Regions from separate parts of the Mus musculus genome. Here region 2 is linked to region 1. Evidence: chromatin contacts called from ENCODE Hi-C or POLR2A ChIA-PET data. All regions are on one chromosome and are shown on one strand. Each heading gives the region's core, a stretch centred on a gene start or an enhancer-like site at or near the end of the contact. The rest is flanking DNA. Distances are from core to core; before and after follow the strand shown. Region 1 overlaps Tnip1 (TNFAIP3 interacting protein 1). Region 2 holds the start of Atox1 (antioxidant 1 copper chaperone).

Region 1 (6,224 bases), core at 2,000-4,499:
AGGGTGAGCGGGGCCGCTGCGGGGGATGGGCGGACGGGAGGAGACCGGGGCCTGCGCGGGGCGCGTGGCCTAGTAGCTGGAGTCGCGGCACAGTGAGTTGTCGCCATCGCCAGGCTTGGGGGACTCCCGGCCGGAGGAGCCAGACAGGCGCGCATGCGCACCTCCTGCGGCGCTAGGTAGGGACCGGCTTGCTGACTCCAATGAGCAAAGTTTTGGGTAGCGGTGTGCAGACGTCCGTCGAAATGACGAAAATCATCACCATACCCACGCTTATTGGTCGATTTCCAAATAGTCTTGTTTTGAGACAAGGTCTCTCTATGGAACACTGCTTCGCTATATAGAGCAGGTTGATCTCGAACTTACAGAGACCCTACTGCTTTAGTATCCCGAGTGCGAGGGTAAAAAGCGTGTAGCCAAATGCTGATCTAATCCATCTCTGACATTCATTCTAAGCATGACCGTTACTTTTTTTTTTTTGTTTTTTTGTTTTTTTGTTTTTTTTGTTTTTCGAGTCAGGGTTTCTCTGTATAGCCCTGACTGTCCTGGAACTCACTTTGTAGACCAGGCTGGCCTCGAATTCAGAAATCCGCCTGCCTCTGCCTCCCGAGTGCTGGGATTAAAGGCGTGCGCCATCACGCCCGGCTTACTTTTTTTTTTTTTTTAATTATGTTTGTTTATTGTTTGCAAGTAATAAGGTTGCCGACAGCTTGCCTGATTGATTCCTCCTGTGGGTTCATGGACTCGAACTCAGGTCCTCGGGCTCAGTGGCCAGCATCTTTACTGGCCATCTGGCCAGCCTTTCTCCATGAATGTTACTTTATATCTTCACCTCCCAAGTGAGGAAACCCAGGTATTGGGGATTGGTCTGGTGCTGTGTATACAAATGCTAAAATCTGAACTCCAAGATCTGGTTATTTCCCGGACTTGTGTTAACCTTGCTCTCCAATTTAAAGCTATTGGTTGAATAAAAGTGGCTACAGATAATTACTGGTTCAAATAGAGGTAGGCGCACCTTCAGGGGTCGCAGGTAAGGACCTAGACGAAAAGAGAAAGAGGAGGAAAAGAGAAAGCAGGAGGTCTCCATTAGACATGATGGACCGGGAGCACGTGTCAAGTAAAATGCCCCTGAAGGACAGACTGATAGAGCAGAAATAAGCTGAAACTCAAAACAACAAATACTTGAGTACAGCTGAGAATTAGCCTGTCTAGCTTTAGAAAAATAGATCAGGGGCTAATTCGACCAGTAATTGTGCTGGAGCTGTTCGGATCTCTTTAATCTTAAATTATTCAGTCTTAATTATTGGGGGCTGGTCGGGTCAAATTAAGAACTAATAGAGTTTTTGATAACATTTAAAGCAACACCAAGCAACTTGCAGATTGGAATCACACAACTAGTGAATTGCAAAGTCAGGATTCCAACCTGGTTGTTGGCTGCAAAGCCCCCTGTTCCATCCCCATTAAGCTTGTTTTGTAAGGGGCTTTAGTGCACACAGGTGCTGGGTAGATACAGTGAGTTTCTGGGAATAATTTAGGAGTGATTCTTTTTTCTACTTTGGGCTGTGTTTAACAGCCGTGCACCGTGGGACCGTTCTATGTTTCTGTGTGAGATCACGTGTGTGGAAGTGGGTTGTGCTGTGCCTGTATTCATCTTGTACCCGGCAGTGGGTGGGAATTTGGTGCTGTCTCTGAGGAACTGTTTTGGTAAAGGGGAGGGAGGGACTTTTGTGGATGAAGCAAAAGTCTCTGCAGCAGCCGTCCCCACCCCCTTGTTGAATGGCAGTGTGGGAACCGTGTGAATTCCCGATGCCTCATTTTGATTTCACAGTCAGTCAGAGTGGGATTTGATCAGCTCTTACTCACAGTGCCAACAATGAGGGGTGTGGTAGAGGGGAATTCACACTTGTGAGTGGACTGTCGGAGGACTCACAGAATTGTTTTTTGGTCCTTGAGGGAGGACATTGTGTTGGGAGAGTGGAATATTCACACTAGCTAAGCAGGCTCAGCGTTCCTTTGTATCTAGTAAATGGCCTGTAAAACTAACGCATAATGGTAATTCTAGTAACCTTACACTGAGAAGTTGGCTTCTGACCTTTAATGCTGGTCTTCATGTTGTGGTGACTCCTAACCATAAATTTTGTTTGTTTGTTTGGTTTTTTGAGACAGGGTTTCTCTGTGTAGCCCTGACTGTCCTGAAACTCACTTTGTAAACCAGGCTGGCCTGGAACTCAGAAATCCACCTGCCTCTGTCTCCCTTCCAAGTGCTGGGATTAAAGGTGTGCGCCACCACTGCCTGGCCTGAAAAGTTTTTTAAATGTGTAGTTTTTACATTCAGAAATTATTTACTCTTTTGCGTATTTATTTATTTATTTATTTATTTATTTTGAGAGAGAGTTTCTTAGTCCAGGCTGACCTTAACCCTGCAGCTCTCTGTGCCTACTGGCACTACAGGGGTGTTCCACCATGCCTGATGTCATTTATTCTTTCTGACCTGATAGTGTCTCATATTTTAGCTGGACCCTCTGTCCGATTTCAATTTTACATGTATTCATTTGTACTTGGAGGTGAGTGTGTGCCTGGGTATCCATACCCAAGTGGAAGTCAGAGGACAACTTTCACCAGTTGTCTTTTTCCTTCTATCATACTGGTTTCTGGACTTGAACTCAGGTTGCTGTGACAAACACCTCTACTCTCTGAGCTATCTGGCCAGTTCTAAATTGTTATTTTGTTTTATTTTGTAATAGGGTTCTTTATAGCCCAGGCTGGCCTTCAAAACTTCTGATCCTCCTGCATCAGTTTGAGTGCTGGCATTAGAGGCATGCACCACTATGCCTGGTTTATAGGGTACTGTGGGGTTGAACCCAGAGCTTCATTTATGCTAGGCAAGCCCTGTACCAAGTAAAGTACACCCCTAGTCCCAAGGGCTATGTTCTGCTGCTGGCTTAGACTGTCGTCATGACTGTGTCCTGGGAAATTAGTTAGGTATTAGTCCTCTGTGGACACATTTAATCTTTACCCTCTGGGAGCAACAGATGGGAGCATTCAGTATTTTTATATATCTGGTCATGTTGTCCCCTCCACGTGGGTGACCTGTGGGTGTGGGTGCCTGTCCCTGGATGCCCGTAGCAGCTCCCTTGGGGCCCCAGGAAGCCATGGGTCTGACTCATTCCTTCACCCCCAGTACTGTGTCTCTGGCCCGGATGTCCCGGCTGGGTCAGACGGACCTGGTTTGAGTATGGTGGTGCTCTGAAAGGTTATTTGTATGCCTCCCTCCCCTGGGTGCTGGCTCCCTTCTGTGCCCACTGTGATTTGGCAGGCCCTGCTACCTGCTTTTTCCCAGCCGTGTGTGTTCTCAGCCTGTTCTCACACTGAGCCCTTATGCCTGCCATCCCAAATGCCCTGACCAGTTTCTAGCCCTTCCCATGGCTGCTTTTTCCTTATCTGTCAAGTCTCAGCTCAAATGTCACCTCCTGAGAGGGGGCCTTCCCTGCTCTTCCTATGCAAAACACACAGCCCTCTCACTTTCTGTCATGTTACTACTTTGTTCATTCATTTATCATGATCTAAAGTAGATTTATTTGTGAGCCAAGTATGGTGATGCAGACATTTACTCCCTGCCCTCAGGAGACAGAGGAAGGCAGATCTCTCTGACTTCAAGGCCCGCCTGATCTCCAACCGTGAGTTCTAGGATGGATCGCAGGAGGAAGTGTTTCAGCTGCCTTCAGCTGGGTGGTGGTCAGGCTGTATCTGTATGCCAGAGCTTGTTTTTGCCTTCCAGGGCTCCTCCTGGCTGGGAGCTCTTTGTGACAGCATCAGGAGCCAGGGGACAGGCTAGCCACCGTGGATGTGGCTTGGGTATAAAGTCTTTCAGGAGCACCTGATTGATAACGAGGGATTTCCAGAAGTAAGTGATGGGGGCCCTGGAAAGATGGAAGGTACAGAGTAGGGCCTGGGCCTTTTAGGGGGCTGGATGGACATAGCAGATAGTGTGTAAGGTTGTGCTTAGTTGGGGAGCTGTTAACTGGGCTGGGCAAGACCCCCCAAAGATCCCAGGCATGGGAATGTCTGTCTGGACACTCAGATGGCTGGGCTGCAGCCGAGCTGGTGGGTCTCAGTGCTAACTGTGAGGCTAGAACTGTCTCCTACTCCCCTGTGACTGACAGCTCCTAGTGCAGACCAGGTAGGTTCTGCACGCAGCTCTAAGGGATGGCAGTGTCACCCCTCAGCATTGTGGGAGATCTGTCTGCATACTGGCTGAGGCTATGGCTGAGGCTGTTAGAGTCTTAGCCCCAGGCGGCAAGTAACCCCACTTCCCAGGCCTCTGGATAACTCACCTCAAACCCTTTCCTGGCCTGCGTTCTGTGCCAAGCCCTCTCTGTGTTGGTCCTTTGCTCTGTCCCAGATGTTGGGTGGAGGGTATGGCTCAGTTAGTGGAGTGCTTACCTACCATGAGTGAACTTGGGTTCTAGTCCCAGTATCACCTAAGTCAGGTGTGTTGGGGAACACCTATGATCCCAGCACTAAGAAGATGGTGATGGGAGCCAGAAGTTCATGATCACTCTTTGCTAATGTTTTGAGTTCAGGGCCAGCCCCTGTCTCAAAAATCCAAACTAGATGAATTCTTCAAATGGTAAAACCCAGCCATTGGATGCCCCCTCCCTTGTCCATTCATTGGGTGGTCTCCATTGACTCCAGCTGGGCCAGGCCTTTCTGTGCCCTCTGGTGATATCTCTGGCTTGCCCCTCTGCTCCCTGTCTATCTTGAACCCAGGAGAGGTGTCATGTCTCCAGCTATAGACAGACCTAGGCAGCCACCAGGCTGTTGGAGGAAATTATTTCTCTGTGTTCTTCCCGTGACCTCCACAGGACGATCACACCAGAGACTGGAAAGGGTGACTGCTGAGGACTGTCTGCGTCCTTTCTGATGGCTGTCCCTGAAGGGCTGGCTATCCTTCGCTCACTAACCTTGTCTCCAGGCTATTCCCTGAGCCCTGGGGCACTTTGTCTGCTAAGCACAAGGGTGGACACAACACGACCTCAGCCTTGGCAGGCACGTGGGGATGAGGGAGTGCTGGCTCTGGGGCCCAGTCACTGGACCCTGAGATGATTCTTGTAAAATGGAGGAGCCCCTGATTCAAGGGCCTGTAGTTCCCTCTGCCCTGACCTTCACCTGGCTAGCCTCGGCTCACTGCCAGTCACTGTTTTTTGAGACAGGCTCTCTCTTCCTGGCCTAGGACTCACCAATTAGGCTACACTGGCTGGCTAGTCAGTTCTGGGAATTTCCCTTCGTCCACCGCCTCAGCTCTTGGATTATAGACAGTGTCCCCAGGCTGGCCTTGCATTCATGCTGGAACTGCAGGTGTGAGCCACTATGTTTGGCTTCTGGCTTTTTAGATTTATTATTACATTTATTGTGTATCTGTGTGAAGGTCAGGGGACAACTTATAAAGGAATGGGTTCTCTCCTATCATATGGGGGCCTGATATCAAGCTCCAGTTGTCAGTTTAGGGAGCAAGCACCCCCTTCAGCCACCTCACTACTCCCCCCCCACCCCTGCCCCGCCATCTTTAAATGTGTGTTCCGGGGCTCAAACGTAGGCTTTTGTGCTCGTGTGGTAAGCTCTTTACTGACTGAGCTATCTCCCCAGTGTCCTCTTCCCACCATATTTGGTATAAGGAGAGTTCTCAAAACCTGGCATCTTCCCCTGAGAGGGGACTTACAGGGTTGCATAAAATAGCTGTGGCACACCCTTAATCCCAGCTCTTGGGAGGCAGGGGCAGGCAGATTTCTGAGTTTGAGGCCAGCCTGGTCTACAGAGTAAGTTCCAGGACAGCCAGGGCTATACATAGAAACTGTCTCAAAAAACCAAAGAGAAAGAAAGAAAGAGAGAGAGGGAGGGAGGGAGGGAGAGAGGGAGGGAGGGAGGGAGGGAGGGAGGGAGGGAGGGAGGGAGGGAGGGAGGGAGGGAGGGAGGAAGTTAGTTAGTTGTGGCATTTGGGCTCTGAGAGATAGGCTACCCTCTTGTCCTGACGTTGGCCTCTCAGCTGATGGTCAAGGCCACCCTGGCTCAGTGATGCCTAGTGTCAGTTCTGGGCTTTAGCTGAGGGGAGGAATGTGGGTATGAAGGACAGTGGATGTGGTAGATAGGCTGCCAATCAACCCTTTGAGGCTTGCTGGTGACAGGAGCATTGGGACTGTGAAGGGATACTGTGATTTAAGACCCACTTT
Region 2 (6,224 bases), core at 971-3,470, 510 kb before region 1:
ACATACCAATTTGTTCTATTTTTAATTTTAGGGAACTGTGTGTGGTGACATCGCAACACTAGGTGCATTAAGGCCAGAAGCAAGCTGTACATCATCAGGTGAGGACTCTCAGTGAGGCATGTCAAGGGCAAGTAAAGAAAGTTGACTTCAGGAGATGAAATAAAGATGGCTTCCCTTCCCCCAGAATAAGTCTGGGGCCATCAGTGCTCAGCACTAGCTCCGTGGCTCTTGCATCAGCCTCTGGGACATTTCTGTCATGGACAGCTAGACGGAAGGTCCTTGTTCTCTAGAAGTTATGTGGAGTTGGAGCAAGGAGGCAGAGAGTGGTATCAGTTCCCTTTGGGGATATAGATGCTTTCCCAGAAGCCTCCCAGCCAGAACGTTCTGCAGGGGGACCTGTTTCTCGGACACTTATGTCTTAACCTTCTGGACAGTTGAATCTTCTCACATCCATCACACTTTTGTATCAGGGTGAAGGGTTATTAGTGCTTGGGACATGGTGTTTTGTAGTGTAGACTGGCTTTGAACTTTCAGCAATCCCCCTGCTTCCAATTCTTTTTGTTGTTGTTTGTTTGTTTTTGTTTTTGTTTTGGGGGGGTTGAGACAGGGTTTCTCTGTGTAGCCCTAGCTGTCCTGGAACTCACTCTGTAGACCAGGCTGGCCTCAAACTCAGAAATCCGCTTGCCTCTGCCTCCCGAGTGCTGGGAGCAAGGCGTGCACCACCATCGCCCAGCCTATTATGTTCTTACATTTATTTTATTTTAGTTCATTTTATTTAAGACAGGTTCTCATGAGGCTCAGACTGGCCTCCAATTCATAAATCCCCTGCCTCAGCCTCTGGAGTGTAGGGGGAATGCTTGTTTTTTTTTTTTTTAAGATTTATTTATTTATTATATGTAAGTACACTGTAGCTGTCCTCAGACACCCCAGAAGAGGGCATCAGATTTCGTTACGGATGGTCGTGAGCCACCATGTGGTTGCTGGGATTTGAACTCGGGACCTTTGGAAGAGCAGTCGGCGCGCTCTTAATTACTGAGCCATCTCGCCAGCCCCGGGAATGCTTGTTTATAGACACATGTGTGCCACCCTTACCCCATCCAGCTAGTCTTAGATTCTTAGGCTTTCCCCTGTTAGCCAACTTCTTATAACTTTTATGTTCAAATTATAGCATGGTTTCAGACTGAACCCATCCTGACACACAAAATGGCAGATTGCCTACTTAGTTTAGGGATCTCCTCTCAGCCTCCAGCTCAAGGACACAAATGGCTGGTAGAGGAGATAGATCCAGTCGGTTGGTCCTTCTGGCACTCTTGAGGAAGCCAATCTTCTTCATGGGTGTCAGTTACCCATGCAGTAACTCGGTTTACTGGGGCTGCCATAATTGGGTGGGAAGGACGCAGTCTCATGGGTTTTTTGTTTTGTTTTGTTTGTTTGTTTGTTTGTTTGTTTTTTGCATAGCCCTGGAGCTTGCTCTGTAGACCAGGCTGGCTTTGAACTTAAGAGATCCACCTGCCTCTGCCTCCAGAGGGCCAGGATTGAAGGAAGGCATGACCACCACCTGGCCCAGCTCTGCCTCAACTTTTCAAGCACTGGGATTACAGTTGTGAATTTATCTACTATGTGCCTTAAATTTGGATTTCTTTTTTAATATGTTTTTTCAGGAAAGGGTCTCAAGAAGTCCAGGATGCCCTTGAACTTTGCAGCCGCAGTAAGCCTTGAACCCAGAAATCTTCTGCCTCAGCCACGTTAGTATCCGGGTCAACAGGCCTGGCGCCCTAGGTCAGGCCACTGTAGTTTAGGGACTGAGTTGAGTGGTAAGCAAGAGAGATGGTCCCTTTAGGGAGATGCCAGATCTTTTATTCCCAGAGCCTTGGCCTTGCATTCCCTAGCCCTGTTTCAGAAATGACCCAGCAGAAAACGCAGGTCTGGCCTCCACAAGATAGCCTTAGCTTGACCTCAAAAAAGCCTGGCCTTTCCGCGTCCGGAGGGGCGTGACCTAACCCAAAAGAGAGGCGGGACCTAGTGAAATATTCATATCGAAAGGCACGGTAAGCAAGAGGAGGCCAGCCCAAGGGAGGAACCTAGCTCTAACTGGACCGGAAGGGACAGGGAATTTAGCAGATCCTTCCTCAAAGGGCCGGGCCTTGACGAAGCTAGCCCCGGAAGAGGCGGGGCATAAGTGGAGCCCAGCCCTAGGGCGGGGCCTGGCCGAAGGATGGGTTGGCCTGAGGGCGGGGCTTTCAGGAGCGCTCTCCGGAAGCGCAGCTTTGGTGTCCGGGAGAGGAGTTCCAGTCGTCGTCGCCGCTGCCACTGCCCGTGTGTGCCGCGTCAGTCATGCCGGTAAGTGGCCGTTCGACCCGCGGGAACTTCTGTCTCCAGCCCGGATGCACTGTTTCCGAGCCCGACGCTGCTGTCAGGGCGCAGGCCGTGGCCAGAGCTGCAGTCGTTTCTCAGTTTACCTTCCGCACGGTCCTCCGGCTTCGGGACCCTCCGGAAAGCTGCAGAGAGCAGTGTAGTGCAGAACACAGGCCTCCGGATCGCCCTAGAGAGTCTTCGAGAGGCAGCCCCATCCTTTTCTGCATAATGGGGAAACTGAGGCAGGGAGGTAGGGCAGAGAACCCATATAGGAATGCGGGTACCTGGCCTTTCCACATGCATACCCTGCCGCCTGCAGGCTTTCCAGAGAAGCATGTCTCTGTTCATCTCTCCTGCCCACACTGCCCTGCTTCCACTTCAGCACTGGGCCGACAGGGTACTTTCTTCCCCAACCAGGAATCCCAAAGCTCAGAGCAGAGTTTAAGGAGCCGAGAGCAGCGCTTATCTTGCCTTTGAAATCACCCCACTCCTTTGCATGGCGGCTTCTAGTCTCATTGCTTAATTTAAAATGAAGGCCTTACATGAGGCCTTGGCACATTACACAAGAAGAGAAGAAAAACCCCAGTGCTTGCTGGAAAGCGTTTATTGTTGGGAGCTAGCTAGGTAGGTAGGATACAAGATGGAGCCAGACCACCTGGGAAGTGCTGGGCAAAACCAGTTGTACTTGTTTGGGGGCAAGCTCTAATCTCAACTGAGTTCCGGAGATGCTGGTCTAGAGTTGTGGAGTGGAGAGCATTTTCCTCCCAGTGCCTCTCAACCCAGAGGTCTCCCAGGAGTATTCTGTGTTTTAGCAGCTTATCTTCTGGGAATGAACCTGAGGCTTCTTCCTGGTACAAATCCTTAAACCTCTCAGGTGTCATTCTTGTGGTTCCTGCCCATTGTCTTCAGACCCTGTCTGCACAAAGCACAGACCAAAAAAAAAAAAAAAACTTGGTAAAGTCCATCCTGCCAGTCAAGCTAGTCCATGTGACAGACTCCTTGGTGACCTCAGGATTCCAGAGTGGAGGCTGCCCGGCTGCTCTTCAGAGGGCAGCAGTGAAGGAAAAAAATAGCTTGAGGGCCTCTCTGTTCTGTGTCTGCCTCTGGGGACACAGGATTTAATGGGAGATGAACAGGCACCTTATCAAGACAAATTGCTAAGTGCAGGGAGGTATTGGTCAAGTGCTACCTCCAATCTAGCCAGGGAAGTAAGTCTTACCCAAGATAGTTTGCAGACCAAAGCTTAACCCAGAAACCTGAAAGTTTGCCCTTGGCTTGCCAGCTGGGCAGCCTCAGGCAAGTTGTTCTGCCTCTCTGAGCCTTTGTCTCCTCATCTGTAAAATCAGGACTGAAAACAGACCTTTCAGGACTGAGGTTGGTATTAACTGGAGTTATATCATCATATTTAACACAGCTAGTGACCCATCTGTCCCCAAGGAGTAGTGACTCTTATGTTGATGTAGGTCGAGTGGGGTAGAACTGGGTAGGCAGGCTTCCACTCCAATTTAACATGGGTCTCACTGGTTAAAAGTTCAAGTCTTGTGTCCTCTCTCCAGCCTAGGCCTTCCTACTCATGAGCTGTGTCTCCTGGGGTCAGTATTTAACCCCGGAGCTTCAGCCTTCTGATCTCTCACAAGGTAGAGTTTCCTGGCTTTTTGAATCATTGTAGCGATTAAAGGAGACATAAAGGAGACAGTGTAACAAGGTGTGAGAGAGTCGGGCACATCAGAGATGTGCAGATACTAGTAAACAGGACTCTAAGACACCAGTGTTCAAAGACTCAGCGTCCTCTAGAGGAATAGTGTCCTCCTCTTCCTCTTTCTCCTCCCCCTCCTACTCCCCCTCTATTCTCACTCTTCCAGTTCTAGTGTCTATAAAAGAATCATACCACTTACTGGCTTTCTGAAGTAATTAATATATATAATATAGTAATACAACAATATGTAGTATAACAATATATATTATACTTATGAGGATTCATTTTGTTATTATCGTTACCAAACATCACCATAGCCCAGGTTGGCTGTAAGTGAATACCTAGCCCAGGATGACTCTTAAACTCATAGCAATCTTTCTGCCTTAGCTTCTCAAGGGTTGGGTTTGCAGAAGTGAGCTGCCACACCTGGCTTATGGTTTTGTTTTGTGGTGCTAGGTGTTGAATCCAGGGCCTGTGTATACAATGTATGTGCTCTGTCACTGAGCCTCAAACCCAAGACCTAAAGAAAGGATCCTGGGGTCTAGTGGCCCTGGCGAGACACCCAGAAGGTGGAGCAGTTTAGGGAATACCCTTGTGAAGACTGGATCACCCTGTCCCTTAAGCCAACTCTGTGTCATCATGTTTAGTTGCACAATGTGTAGGCAGAGGTAGGGAGCTCTGAGCTGGAACATCGGCCTCCTGGAGCGGACCCCTGACCTCTGACCTCTGTGCTGTGAAAGAAGTCCTTTCCTGCCGTGGTCCTCAGTTTGGAGCTCAGATAACTGTTGACTTTAGCTCCTTGAGCAGCAAAAAATTATCCTCTGAAACTCCATTTCAGAGCTTCTTCTGAGAGTAGCTTGTGGAGCTATGCTAAGATTTGCCTGGAGCAAAGAAAGCCTCTCTCCCCTAGGGCCTTCACACCCATGACCTCATCACCTTAGTGAATCCTGAGCAGAAGGAAATGAATGCTTCTCTTTTCAAGCTAGAAAAATACTGCAGAAAAGGGAACATGAGGGTTGCAGGATGGGTCAGGTTGATGGCCTCTGACATCCCTGGCACACACTCCCACATGCAAATAAGTGAATAATTGTAATTTACTTGCTACGTACTATCTTGTAGCTTTAATTTTATTTGTGTGTGTGTGTGTGTGTGTGTGTGTGTGTGTGTGCGCGCGCGCATGCCACTTGTGTACAGAGACCATAAGAGAGGGCTTCAGATTCCCTGAGAGTGGGAATTACAGTGGTAACTGTAACATCCAACATGGTTCGGGAAACTCAGGTCTCTGGAAGAGTACAAGCAGTCTTAACTACTGAGCCATCAGTCTAGCCCTATTTTTTTATTTTTTGCTTTGCTTCTGAGACAGGGTTTTCCTGTGTATCCTGGAACTCACTCTGTAGACTGGACTGGCCTCAAACTTGGAGATCTGCCTGCCACTGCCTCCAGCGTGCATGGATTAAAGACATGAGCCCACACCCCCCCAGTTTTTTTATTTTTTTAATTATATGCATATACCTGTGTCAATGTGTGGGTATGTGGGTATGAGTGTGGGTGCCTGTGGGGTCCATAAAAAGGCATCAGATCCCCCTGGAGTTATAGTTACAGGCTGTTGTGAGCCTGCTAATGGGGACACTGGGATCCAAACTTGGGTCCTTTGGAAGGACAGTATGAGTTCTTAACTGCTGATTCCTAATCTTCACAAAGGAACTACAGAGGGCCCATGTCTATATTCCTACCATCACATAGCAGCTCATAGCTAGCTTTAACTCCAGTTCCAGAGGATGCTATATCCTCCTTTGAGTTCTGTGAGGTCCTGCACATACCTGGTGTGCATAAACTCATGAAGGCACACACACATATACACATAGACATAATTAAAAAAAAAGTATGCTGGATATAGCGATGCATGACTTTAATCCCGCCTCTGCCTCCCAAGTGCTTGGATTAAATACTAAAGTAATCCTAGTACTGAGATGGCAGAGGCCTGCAGATCTCTGTGAGTCTGTGACCATAAACGCAGTTTCAGACTAGCCGGGGGCCTGATGCCACAAGGTGCCCAAACATGGTTCATTCACAACATTGCATGAAATTACCTTTCGTCTGTGTACATAAATATGATTCATGTTTAGACTCGTTCTATCCCCAAGACAGCTCATTATGTGTATGCGAATATTGC

Evidence for each region. Hi-C counts contacts between places; a loop is a spot of excess contacts on that map. ChIA-PET counts read pairs that join two places held with the same protein, here RNA polymerase II (POLR2A).
Region 2: a loop to region 1 is called in a map of T-helper 1 cell, with 4 times the contacts of the local background. The contact joins the promoter of Atox1 here to the enhancer-like site in region 1. A Hi-C loop is called at or near these places in 1 of 37 maps with a recorded cell type or tissue (T-helper 1 cell). POLR2A ChIA-PET finds 5 or more read pairs at or near these places in 1 of 5 experiments (embryonic stem cell).

The regions. Positions count from the first base shown.
Region 1 is chr11:54,949,800-54,956,023 of GRCm38, reverse strand. It overlaps Tnip1 (TNFAIP3 interacting protein 1), which reads left to right. Exons shown (of 19, transcript NM_001199275.2): 2 at 1-3. Among named protein-coding and RNA genes, the nearest start is that of Tnip1, 10 kb to the left of the region's middle. Within about 2 kb of position 3,249, at least 2 of the 3 ENCODE cell types and tissues checked have a DNase peak (open chromatin) inside an H3K27ac peak, as active enhancers do.
Region 2 is chr11:55,457,204-55,463,427 of GRCm38, reverse strand. Atox1 (antioxidant 1 copper chaperone) reads left to right here and starts at 2,220. Exons shown (of 4, transcript NM_009720.3): 1 at 2,220-2,340. The coding sequence starts at 2,335.